Linked DNA regions of Mus musculus: region 2 is linked to region 1. A link is a loop called in an ENCODE intact Hi-C map of the cell type or tissue named here. Cell type or tissue: gastrocnemius. All regions are shown on one strand. Each heading gives the region's core, and the rest is flanking DNA. Links, peaks and the distances in the headings are about the cores only.

Region 1 (5,379 bases), core at 195-5,194:
AGATTCTTCTGGAAACACGTTTCAGGGCTAGAGAGCCTGTCTCCTTCTTGTTCTCCCCTGACTTTTTCCACGGAAAGGCTGAGCTCCGGTTTCACACACCTCGTGCCGGCCTCGAGCCTTTCAAAACCCTTCCGGGCACCACCTGGCCACGGTGCACATTAGCGAAGGTCTCAGCATTTTAATCCCCCAGAATCCTCTTTGTTTACCACTTGACAGCTGCTTTCATTTTGGAACAAAGCTCTCTATAGCTTGCAGCTTGACATAGATGCACGTGTGTGTGTGTGTGTGTGTGTGTGTGTGTGTGTGTGTGTGTGTGTGTGTATACATGCAGCCAGAATATACCCTGATATTATTGGGTGAAGGCTGCACTACCCCCCCCGACTGCCCACCCCCCAACACACACACACCCGGCCCCGATTCCCCACCCTCTTTCCCTCTCCTATTCTCATAAACCCAGGCCAGGATTTACTGAAGCACTGGCAGAGTTAAAGCTTGACCCGAATGCAAACACTGGTTAATAAAGGACGATGGTATTTCTTCACTCACAGGACAGAGAGCTTGTCCACATCCGCAAACTGGCTACCAAGCCAGATGCTGAAGTCAGGCAGGCGGCTCAGATTCCTGCAGCTCCTATTGCTCGCACTGGGATTAGCACAGAGACCGGCCTGCCGAAGCAGCGGGGCTGGAGTGGCCTTCTCCTCTTCCAGCCTGGCTGCGGTTATGTCTTTGCAAGCACTTGCTTTTTAAAAACTACTCTTGCTGTCTTGCAGACATGCCTTGCTCCCATCTCTCCCTCCCTGCCCCTCTGTTTTTCTGCTCTGCCTGCAGGCAGTTTGCATTTGCGAAACAGCCTTCTACTGAGCTTTGAAAAGAAGAAAAAAGAAAGGCATTGCCACCATCTTGGCAATCCCCGGGAAGCAGTAGGAGGGGTAGAAGGATCTGCAGCCCCAGGACGACAAAGGAATCCCACTGAGTGAGAGAGAGGAAGAGAGAAACCTCCTTTCCACCCTCAACAGGAGCTGCGAGCTACCCTGTAATGAAGACGAATTAAGATTTAACAGTGTTAATGCTGTTGAATTATGGGTTTGATTAAAGTGGCCGATCATTTAGCAAACACGGGCTCATTGTTTATGAGCTCCACAAATGCAAACTGACTGTTCTCTCCCTTGGATCTGGGTGACATTGACAAGGCCTTGGCCATTCAATGTCCCAAGTACATGGCTGCAATATTTTACGACTGAGCCGGGGAGTGCATGCTGGTGGGCCAAAAAAAAGGGCAAAACCACATTTTAGATCGACAAAGATGGAATGAAACTCGAAGGCGTGATGAAGGGGAGGGAGCGCTCGGAGAAGCTATAAAGAAGCCTGCCATTGTGGTGTTAAGGGGAGTTTCTTGCTCAGGAAACAGTCAGTGAGCCTTGACTGTCCCTTAAGTGCTATGGGGGTCTAAGAGTTTTCTAAACTATTTTAGCAACAAAGCAAAACAAAACCCAAACCCAAAGACAAATAGTTATCTGTATGTGTGTGGTAAAGAAGAAACAGGTTAAAAAAAAAAAAAAAAACAAAAAACAAAACAAGATTAGGAGCCAGGCCTGGTGGTGCAGGCCTGTAATCTTAGCTACAAGGGATGCAGAAAGGTAGAGAGGACATCTGACCCGGTTACACAGGGAGTTCCAGGTCAGGCTGGGCAACTTGGCAAGACTCTGTGACATAGTAAAATGTCTACAAAGGGTTGGGATTCTAGCTTAAAAGGAACAGGCTCGCCTCCCATGTGCAGAGCCTCCACTGAATTGCTGCCACCCCCACCATGACGAAGCCACAGTTGGATAGCTAGTGGTTAGAACTGTCAAAGTTGGGCCACAGAGGTTGCTTTCTGTTGTGCATGTTGGAAACAGACAAATGCATAATTACATTTCTAGGGGAGAGAGAGAGAGAGAGAGAGAGAGAGAGAGAGAGAGAGAACCACATTTCGTAAGACTCAAAAACATCTTGAACCCTTTTCAAGTAATTAAGCGAAAACAATTAGATTTTCAGTCCCCCTCCCCTCCTTAAAAAATGAGCCAGCCATCTATACATTATTAGGTAATTATTATTGGGTGTCACATGATATTTAAAATATGTACATGTGGCTGCATGTTTAAATGTGTCTCCTCAAACACCCATCATTTCTTTGTGGTAAAAACAGCAACAAAACATTCAAAATCCTTTTCCCTGGGCTTTTTGAACACACAGTAGGTATTTTCTGTCTAAAGTGACCACAAAACACCAGAACTCTATCTCTCCTATGTTACTACAAGTTGCTGCCTGTTGAGGGGCCTCTCCCCCTATCTCCCCCTCTTCTTCTAGTCTCTGGTGATTACCATTCTCTCTTCAGTTGGAATGAGGTCCACTAGTCTGGGTGGTACTCATGAGCAGGATCACGCCACTCTTGTCTTCCTGGGTCTGGTTTATTGGGTCCTGTTATTTTCTCAGTCAAGGAATGAAGACCAGAAGTTTCTATAAGGAAGTGTTGGTCCCTAGGTCCTCTGGTCAGTTGCTAATAAGAGTGCAGACTGGGACAATGTTTTGGAAGGCAAATTAGCAGTGTGATTTCAACAAGCCAGAGTTTTTTTCCTATCCCAGGAGCCAATGATTCCACATCTAGGAATTTTGCCTAAGAAAACCGGTGAAGATAGGCTCGGCCATTGGTGATTTATGTGGGCTATGACTTTGCTGACACTATTTCAAGAACTGAGCCACTGGAGATGACTCAAAATGCCAACCAAAGGCTACCAGTTATGTAACATTCAGATAATTACTGTGTCCATTCCATAGTCATCTGTCAAGATCCCTCCATATGCCAGACCGAGGGGACATAGAGAAGCTTCAGACAATGTCCCAAACCCCAAGGAGCTGGCAGGGTGTGGGGACATGGACAGATCACAGGTGGCAAAGGCTATTTATACGATGGCCTATAATGCAGAGGTTAAAAACAGCAGCTGTAAGGGGTGGCTTTGCTTTGGGGTGTGTATAGAGTAGAGCATTGGGCATATATATTACCATCTATAAATCGAATATGCAGAACCATGAGTGATTAACAAACAAAATGAAAAATATGCATAGCCATCTTTGATTGATGGGCTAACAAGTGACCATGGTCTCTTGAGGGTTTCTCTCTTACTCTGAAATTTTCTCTAATCAAAAAACATAATTTTATAATTAGAAAAGATAACCATAAAAAGAGAACTAGGTTTCATTTAATCAGTGCTTATTGTAAATTTCATGGACACTTGTTATTACTGATGCCCACATCAACACACACAACACACATACTGTACACACAGGCTTCTTATTTATCTCACAACAGTATAAGAAAGACTACAGTTTTAATTTTATATTATTATCGTTGTTGTTGTATGTATTTGTGTGTGTGTGTGTGTGTGTGTGTGTGTGTGTGTGTTTTGAGACAGTGTTTTTCTTTGCTGCCCTGGCTGTCCAGACTGGTCTTAAACTCAGAAATCCTCTTGCCTCTTGCCTCTTGCCTCCTAATGTATTCTTTAAATTTGAGATAGGGTCTCTCTCTCTCTCTCTCTCTGGAGTCTGGCTGGTCTGGAACTCACAGAGAAAGACCAGGATGACCTTGAACTCACAGAGATCTGCTTGCTTCTACCTCTGGTATGATCGGCACCATGCCTGGCTTCATATTTACTTTGAAAAAATGTTTAGCTTTTAATTTTTATTATTTTAAGAAGTCACAGCTTCAAGTGGTCCTGAAATTCAACCAATCTAAAATGGTGCAAGATGAAAAGTCCTGTCTCCACCTCTGCCCTGACCCGCTGTGCTCATCCACCATCTCTGTGCGTCCTCACACAAGACTTAGTCCCTGTCACTTTAAGATAAATGACCAAAATATAGTCTTACAGTTCTTTCTTGTGTGTGCCAAAAGCAAGACCTTACTCTTACTGCTTAACATCTTTTTTTTTCTCACCAAAATATCCACTGTTCCTTAGAATTGTGTGGGTCAAAGTGCCTGCTCATTTTTGATACCCACTGCATATTCTACTCCATACAGGTTCCATGATTTAATTCTATTGCAGATGCGCTTGCAATGTGTTTTGTTTTTTGTTTTTTGTTTTTTTAATTCTGTGAATCTATTGTGTTCTAAAAAGATAAGGTCTGCCTCAAATATGTACCTGGAAAAATTTCCCACAGTAGTCGACTTGACTCCCACTAGATAGAATCCTCATCCCGTTTTACAAAACGAAGGAAAGAAATCTCAGAGAAATTCCGAGCTGGCCGGTGCCCCACAGCTCGTGAAGAATAGATCTAGATCTCAAAGCTGAGCGAGACAGGGGCCCGACCATTCTTTTTCCATCAGGGTTGGAGGGGAAGGGTAAGCATCCCAGACTTAATGAAGCAGGAACAAAAGAACTTAGGGCTTGCTCCACACGGGGGAATTGTTAGCTTGTTAAAATTAATCTGAGATTGAAGAGGAAGCAATGAAGACCTCTGGATAATTGTGAGCAGGAAAACTCGTGGCTGAGGATTAGTGAGGGGTTGGGATAATCGAAGACCCAGGGGACCTCAGCGGAGATCTACATCCGTGGGCGGCAGGAATTTGAAGCAGTTAGCAGTTTTTTTGGTTTTTTTTTTTGTTTGTTTGTTTGTTTGTTTTTTGTTTTTTGTTTTTTTTCTTGGCTAAAGGAAAAGGCAGTGCCTCCCCGTGATCCTTCTCTGGGAGTTTTTCTAGTCTAGTCCAGCTTGTGAGGTCTCACCTTGGTAGACCGTTTGGTAAGGTGGGGATGGGTTGCATTGGCGTCGCCAGCAAGGGTTTGGGGGCGTGTTGGGGTGTTGGTTCTGTTAGCCTGTAAGCCATACTGCAGTACACTCTGGTTCTCTTCAACAAACTCGAAGAAAGGAGTCCTTTAGATGAAGTTGGAGATGCAGAGTGTGTGTCCAGGTGAAGCCTGTATGCCAGCACCTCGGGTTCGCTTAGCCGAGAGGTCAGGAGCTTAGAGGATCCCACCCCTTCCCACCATAATGGTTGTGTGAGGCTGACCCACCAGACAGGGTTAGCAGACAATGTATGGACACTCAGTCACACCTGAGGCTTATGTAAGCAACATGAGACTTTAGCGTATCATGCAATGTTTTGATTTGCTAAACAAGGCTACCAGAGGGGCTGGGATCAGGCATCCTTGCCAGCAGGAATTCTTTTACTGTAACTATTTATTCATCACAGGTGGAAGTACTTCAGGAAGAGAGAGGTGGGTCCTGACGGCTCCTGACCACCCCATTATACGGTTGTAGGTGTCTCCCTAGTTATAATAACATAATTCCTACATAAATCTTATTTATTCATTTATCCACCTGTACATTAAACGACCTGTCTCCAAATAA
Region 2 (5,379 bases), core at 323-5,322, 96 kb before region 1:
CTTGGGGGTGGATTTCCACAGTCAGCTGAGTACCTGCAAAGGGGGAGGTGACATTCTTAGCCAAATGCTGCTAGGAAGGGCACTCCGTCTTGTGACAGATGTTCAAATGGCAGAACGTGCTTCATCTTAGATCTTTCTGTTGAATATGCAGATAATTCATGTTTTCCAGACTAACCCAAACAACAAACACAAGCGCTCTCTCTACCCCATCTAACCATGGGGGTGGAATGCATGGGGAAACCCATCTGCAGACCCTGGAAATTCAGTGATAGAAAAGAACAGGGTTGGGAGTGGCAACGACCGGGTTGTGAGACAGGACCGCATCGGTCTACCCTTCTTCTCATTCTGGCAACACCTCAGGCAAAGGCATCCCTACGCAGAGGTGCATGGATGTAAAAGAGTACTCAAGGAAAAAAAAAATCATTTTCTACTTGAAGGGTGAGAATGGGAACCCCTAATTGTCTCAGGGACATCTTCTGCTGTGTTTTTTTTTTTTTTTCTTTATTCTATATTTTCCTGATTCAGCCCAGAAGCAAGAATGTGGGTAGCTGTGAGGTTAGTAGCCAGGCACAAGTGGCATGTGTATTTTTCTCTCCCTGTCTCCTTTCCCTCCCTCCCTCCCTCCCTCCACCCTCCCTCCCTTCCTCCCTCGCTCCATCCCTCCCTCCACCATCTCTCTCCTTCCCTCTCTTTCCCTCTCCTCTCTTCTCCCTCCCTCTATCCTCCCTTCCTCCCTCCTTCATCTCTCCTGCTGATTGTCCCCAGACACAGTTATAAAAAGTACCCAACAGAGTGAAAAGACAAAGTTTCAACCTTTTTTTTTTGGCCAGAGGAACAGGAAATGGCTGACGAAATGTAATTCCCTAAAGTTGCAAATGAGTTCCCATGGTCACCACACGTCTCACCCCATGCACTTTATACCACAGTCTGACTACCAAACTCTAGGGGAAAAACCATGTCTTCCTTCTGAACTGGCCACTTCCTGGTGCACGCAAGCAGATGGGCCCCGCAAAGGCCACCACTCAGAACTGCTCAGCAGAGTACCTGGGAAGATCTCAGTTGGAGAAGAAAAGATGCCAACCATGACAACCCACATTTAACCCAAAGGTGATAAAATGGCACATTAGCCATGCTCCAAAACGAAAGGCCAGCCATTTCAGAATAAAGCAAAAGATACAAAACACAGCGAAGAAACAGAAGATGGAAGAACAAAGTGGAGATGTTAACCCTGAAATGGAAGATGGGCTACAATGTTTTCTATGACAAAGGAAAGAGCCTGAGAACATGAGAACAGCGGCCGGGATCCAATCTGGACAATGGGAAAAGCCAGCAATGCTTCAGAGACCACAGGACCACATTTAGAAGTCCACTGTTCATGTCTCCGGCAACCATGTGTGCAGAAAAGTAGCTGAAGAAATAACAAACTACTCAAATTTGAGAAAAGACATACATGAATGGACTCAAGTTTAGTGTGTGCCAACCATGATAAATAAAAGAAGATCCAGGTCCAGACATGACATAATTACAACACTGAGATACAATGTCCCTGAATACGCTCTGGATAAGTGATATATTATATATAAGGTGGCTACATATTTCTCATCAGAAACTAGGACAGAAAGATGTGGAATCTTTAAGATTCTGAAAGGGATTAACTGACTCTATCCAATAAAAATTCCACATGAGAATGAAATAAAAACATTTTTTCAGGTACAGTGAGACCAAGACAATTTGCTCATTAACATATCCACTCAAGAAAGGAAAATACCAGAGATAGAGAAATATAACATAATAGTATAATATAATAGTGAAGAAACGTCAGCTTATCAAGGAGATGTGACAATGTCAAATACGTAGTCACCTGAACACAAAGATTTAAAATATCTGAAATAAAACTCACAGAATTATAGAGAGGAATAGACAAATATACATTATAGTCAGAGATATCAGCTCTCTTCTTTCAGAGATTGAAGGGATTAATTTAAAAAAATCAGCAACTGCGGAGAAGCATTAAATAGTGCTGTCAGCTGCCGTGGCTTCTGCGGTGCTGTAGAGAATGTCCCCCAGTCCTGGAAGGCAGTGGAACACACATTTACGTCACGTGTTCAGAGTACTCACTACAACTTGCTGTGTGCATCGGATACTCCGCACTCCCCAGGTGCTTGCTGTGATAAACCATGATGTGGTGAACATCAGGATAAAGAAGACATCTCTAACACTTTTCCAATCAATTCCTGAGAGTGAATTCCTAAACACTGATGGAAAGGAATGAGGGTTTTGGAAGGCTTTTGTAATACTGGCCGACTTTCCCACACATCCTTCTGTTGGTTTCTGATTCCACCAATGGGGTCAGAGGTGGAGAATGCCCTTTTTACTCATTCTTGCCCTGGTTGATTGCCTACACTTCATCTTCTTCCCAACGAGAGGTGTTTTGTTTCACCCCTTGAATGTAGGCTGGCCTCACAAGTTAGTATGGCTGATTAGCATGGGGTAGAACTTGTGTTATCATTCAGTGTCTGAGTTTAGCCCTGGAGAGACTTTGCAACGCTCGCTCCCACTCTTGGCATCCCTGCCACAGTGCTGTGCTGTGTGTGCACCAGACTAAGGGTGAGAGACCGCAGGGAGCAGCGCAGGGCTGCTCAGGTGAGGCTATCTGAAACCCTCTGGTCTCCAGCCAGCCCACCAGCTGACAGCCAGCACTAGCTCAGCCAAGAGCTGAGATCAGCCGGCTATGGCGTGGACAGTGACCGTCCAGCAGATCTGCAGGCTTGGAAGCTCACGATGGCATTAGGAGCTGAGTCCCGTGGTGGTGGATAACACAAACATGCCTGCTAAGCTTACTGGCACCTGCCTTCATAAACCCTTTACATTTTTATTAATGAAGGGTCCCTTATTGTTTTATGTATTTAAAAACATTTTAGTGTAGATTTAAAATTTCTTATTTGCTCTTTAAATTGTTTTGAGTGCTGATTGTTATTATTATTTACTGATTTATTATGTTTCCTTTGTTTTGTAAGAATGAGTTCCTTTTTATTAATCCTTTGTTAAAATATACTGCAATTATTTTCTTTTGGAAAACCATTATTGATTTTCTTATACGCTTTTAAAACTTGTTTTGCATGCTAACGAGACTGGAGATACAATGTGTGTTCCCCAGACCAAAAGGCTTAGCAAACATTTTAAATATTTAATTAACTAATAAATTAGTTAATGTGTGTGTGTGTGTGTGGGGGGTATATATGTATTGTTCACATGCAATAAATAAGGTGATCTCTATCACTCTCCGCCTATTTCTTTGAGGCAGAGTCTCTCCCTGAACCCGAGGCTTGTGTTTCAGCTAGGCTGGAAACCAGCAAGTCCAAGAGCCTCCAATCTCTGACAGCCTCTGAGCTGGGTTAAAGGCATGTCAGAGGATGCCTGCCCTGTCATGTGGGTGCTGAGGTTCGAACTCTAGTCTTCACGATTGTGGAGCAAATGCTCTTAAAACTGAGCTATCTCTGTAGCCCAGCATTCACCTGTAAAGTGTAGAATCTAGCACATTCACTGCCCATGACACCAGCCCTGTGATCCTGGGATGAAGATGCCGAGGATTTCAGAATTCAGGGTGTGAGTCCATTCTTGTCAGAAGATTGGGTGCCACCCTCATCCGAAGCATATTCCCTTTGCGGCCCTGGTTAACTTGGCCTCTTTGTTTTCTTGTGCAACTCTTTCTGAGGTGTTCTCCAAAGTGGTGTGTGGCCACAAGATGCTTTTTGAAAGATGAACTGTGAGAGGCTCCCCTGCACGCTCTCTCTATTGTGGGTTGCAACCCGCAATGCTTTCAGTCCCGCAGCAAAGGGGTCTATCCGACCCAGGAGTCTGTCTGACCCAGTGCAGCTGTTGTTTGGAGATTACTGGGCTGAACCAACTGTAGCCTTAAAGGAGCTGCGAAGGTGAACAGCTCGTGGGCCTAGGGTCCAACAGTAAGCATCTCCCTCGCACTTCTCCTAGCTTATGTACATCTAGCTGCCCTCCTCCAACCATGTTTCTTGTGAAGAGTGGTGGGGCTGGGAAACAAACCACAGTTGTGACCCTTCTGGGGTTAACGGGGAGGTGGCCTCATGTTTAGAGGGGCTGTCGCTCACCAGCTCTCCCTGACATCATTTGAACCCCCTCTTCTCCCTGCAATTTTTCACTTTATCTCCTTGCCCAGGACCAACTGTCCCTAGGCTGTGCTGCTGTTTTTATTCTCAACGCTGTCAAACTCTCACCCTGATTATGGAGTTTTGCATTCCTCCAGAGACTGAAGAGACCATCTGTGAGACTTCTCTGCCCCCTAGGAATGGCCTGCCGTCATCACCCTGTGTCAAGATGGTTAGCATTCACTAGAGAGGCAGACAGCGTACCCACCTCACTTTTAGATCTAATAAAACTGAGATTTTAGTAAAAATATTAACCTGACCTATCTCTCAACACGAAGAATCTCAGGCAAAATTCAAGTCAGAGCTAAATCCCAAGCAGCTGCCAATCACACCAACCTTGACCGTCAAGGATAAGAGACCCTTTCTGGGACTTTGGGTGTCCTGCCTGGCCTCTCTCATAGTACCCTTCCCCAGCAATTCATTTGCTGAATAAGACTTCTGAAACTGCAGCCTTGGCCATTTAGGGATATTTCTTGCTACCCCTATGAGGTGGCTTTCAGGCTGGACATTTTCTAAACCCTGCTGACTTTTCTCCCTTTCTCTCTCAAAATTTGAGATGCATAGAGCATCCCGAGTCTGTGTGGGCACTGTTCTAGGCTGGCCTTTTACCCAGTCAGGTGACATCTCCCACACGACAGCTCTCCTAATGGCTCCAGGTTTCAGTCGGTATTTGTCTAACGGCTCAATTGACTCAGAATATCTAACGTGGGCACGGCAAGTGGGTTTTGTGTTGTTCATTAACTCTGACTGATTGGAAGTGGCTGCCAGGTGCATTGATCAATTAACAAAGACCGCCAGGCAAGCATGTGTGCATGGTGTGTATGCATGCATGGGGGTGGTGACAGGGGTGCATGCGGAGGAGTCCCAGGATTTATGCAAGATACTCAGCACCATTGACTTAAGAGTCTCTGTACATGCTGATCCATTTACAACCTGGGCATACTTTTCCATAACACTTAAAGTCGGAAAAATCTTAGTTAAACATTCGTCATCTTAAAAGCACTCTCAAATGAACCATGGCTGGCTAGATCTTAAAAGATGCGTGCTCTATGCTTCCAGGATGTAGTAGTCGGGAAGCAGTCAGCTCCAAAAGCTGGGGACACGCATGATGGGTGGTGTCATTTCAGAACTGTCTCCTTAGCCGCCACCCTGAGGGTCAGAAGCCATCGTGCCTCCTTGTGGTGACTACTCTCCTGTC

What was found. Peaks named below come from ENCODE experiments on the same cell type or tissue, not always from the same donor. Only the 100,000 strongest peaks of a DNase experiment are listed, where the experiment ranks them.
Region 2: it touches region 1 in a loop (3.0-fold over the local background); 2 of 42 quality-filtered maps call a loop at or near these places.

What each region holds. Positions count from the first base shown.
Region 1 is chr9:102,419,392-102,424,770 of GRCm38, reverse strand. No RefSeq gene overlaps it. Among named protein-coding and RNA genes, the nearest start is that of Ephb1, 67 kb to the right of the region's middle. In gastrocnemius, for the core only: no CTCF peak of the experiment used is centred there; no DNase peak of the experiment used is centred there; H3K4me3 peaks cover 929 bases; H3K27ac peaks cover 3,067 bases.
Region 2 is chr9:102,515,943-102,521,321 of GRCm38, reverse strand. It overlaps Ky (kyphoscoliosis peptidase), which reads right to left. Exons shown (of 11, transcript NM_024291.3): 4 at 1-33. Among named protein-coding and RNA genes, the nearest start is that of Ky, 12 kb to the right of the region's middle. In gastrocnemius, for the core only: no CTCF peak of the experiment used is centred there; a DNase peak (open chromatin) is centred at 2,691; H3K4me3 peaks cover 657 bases; H3K27ac peaks cover 4,911 bases.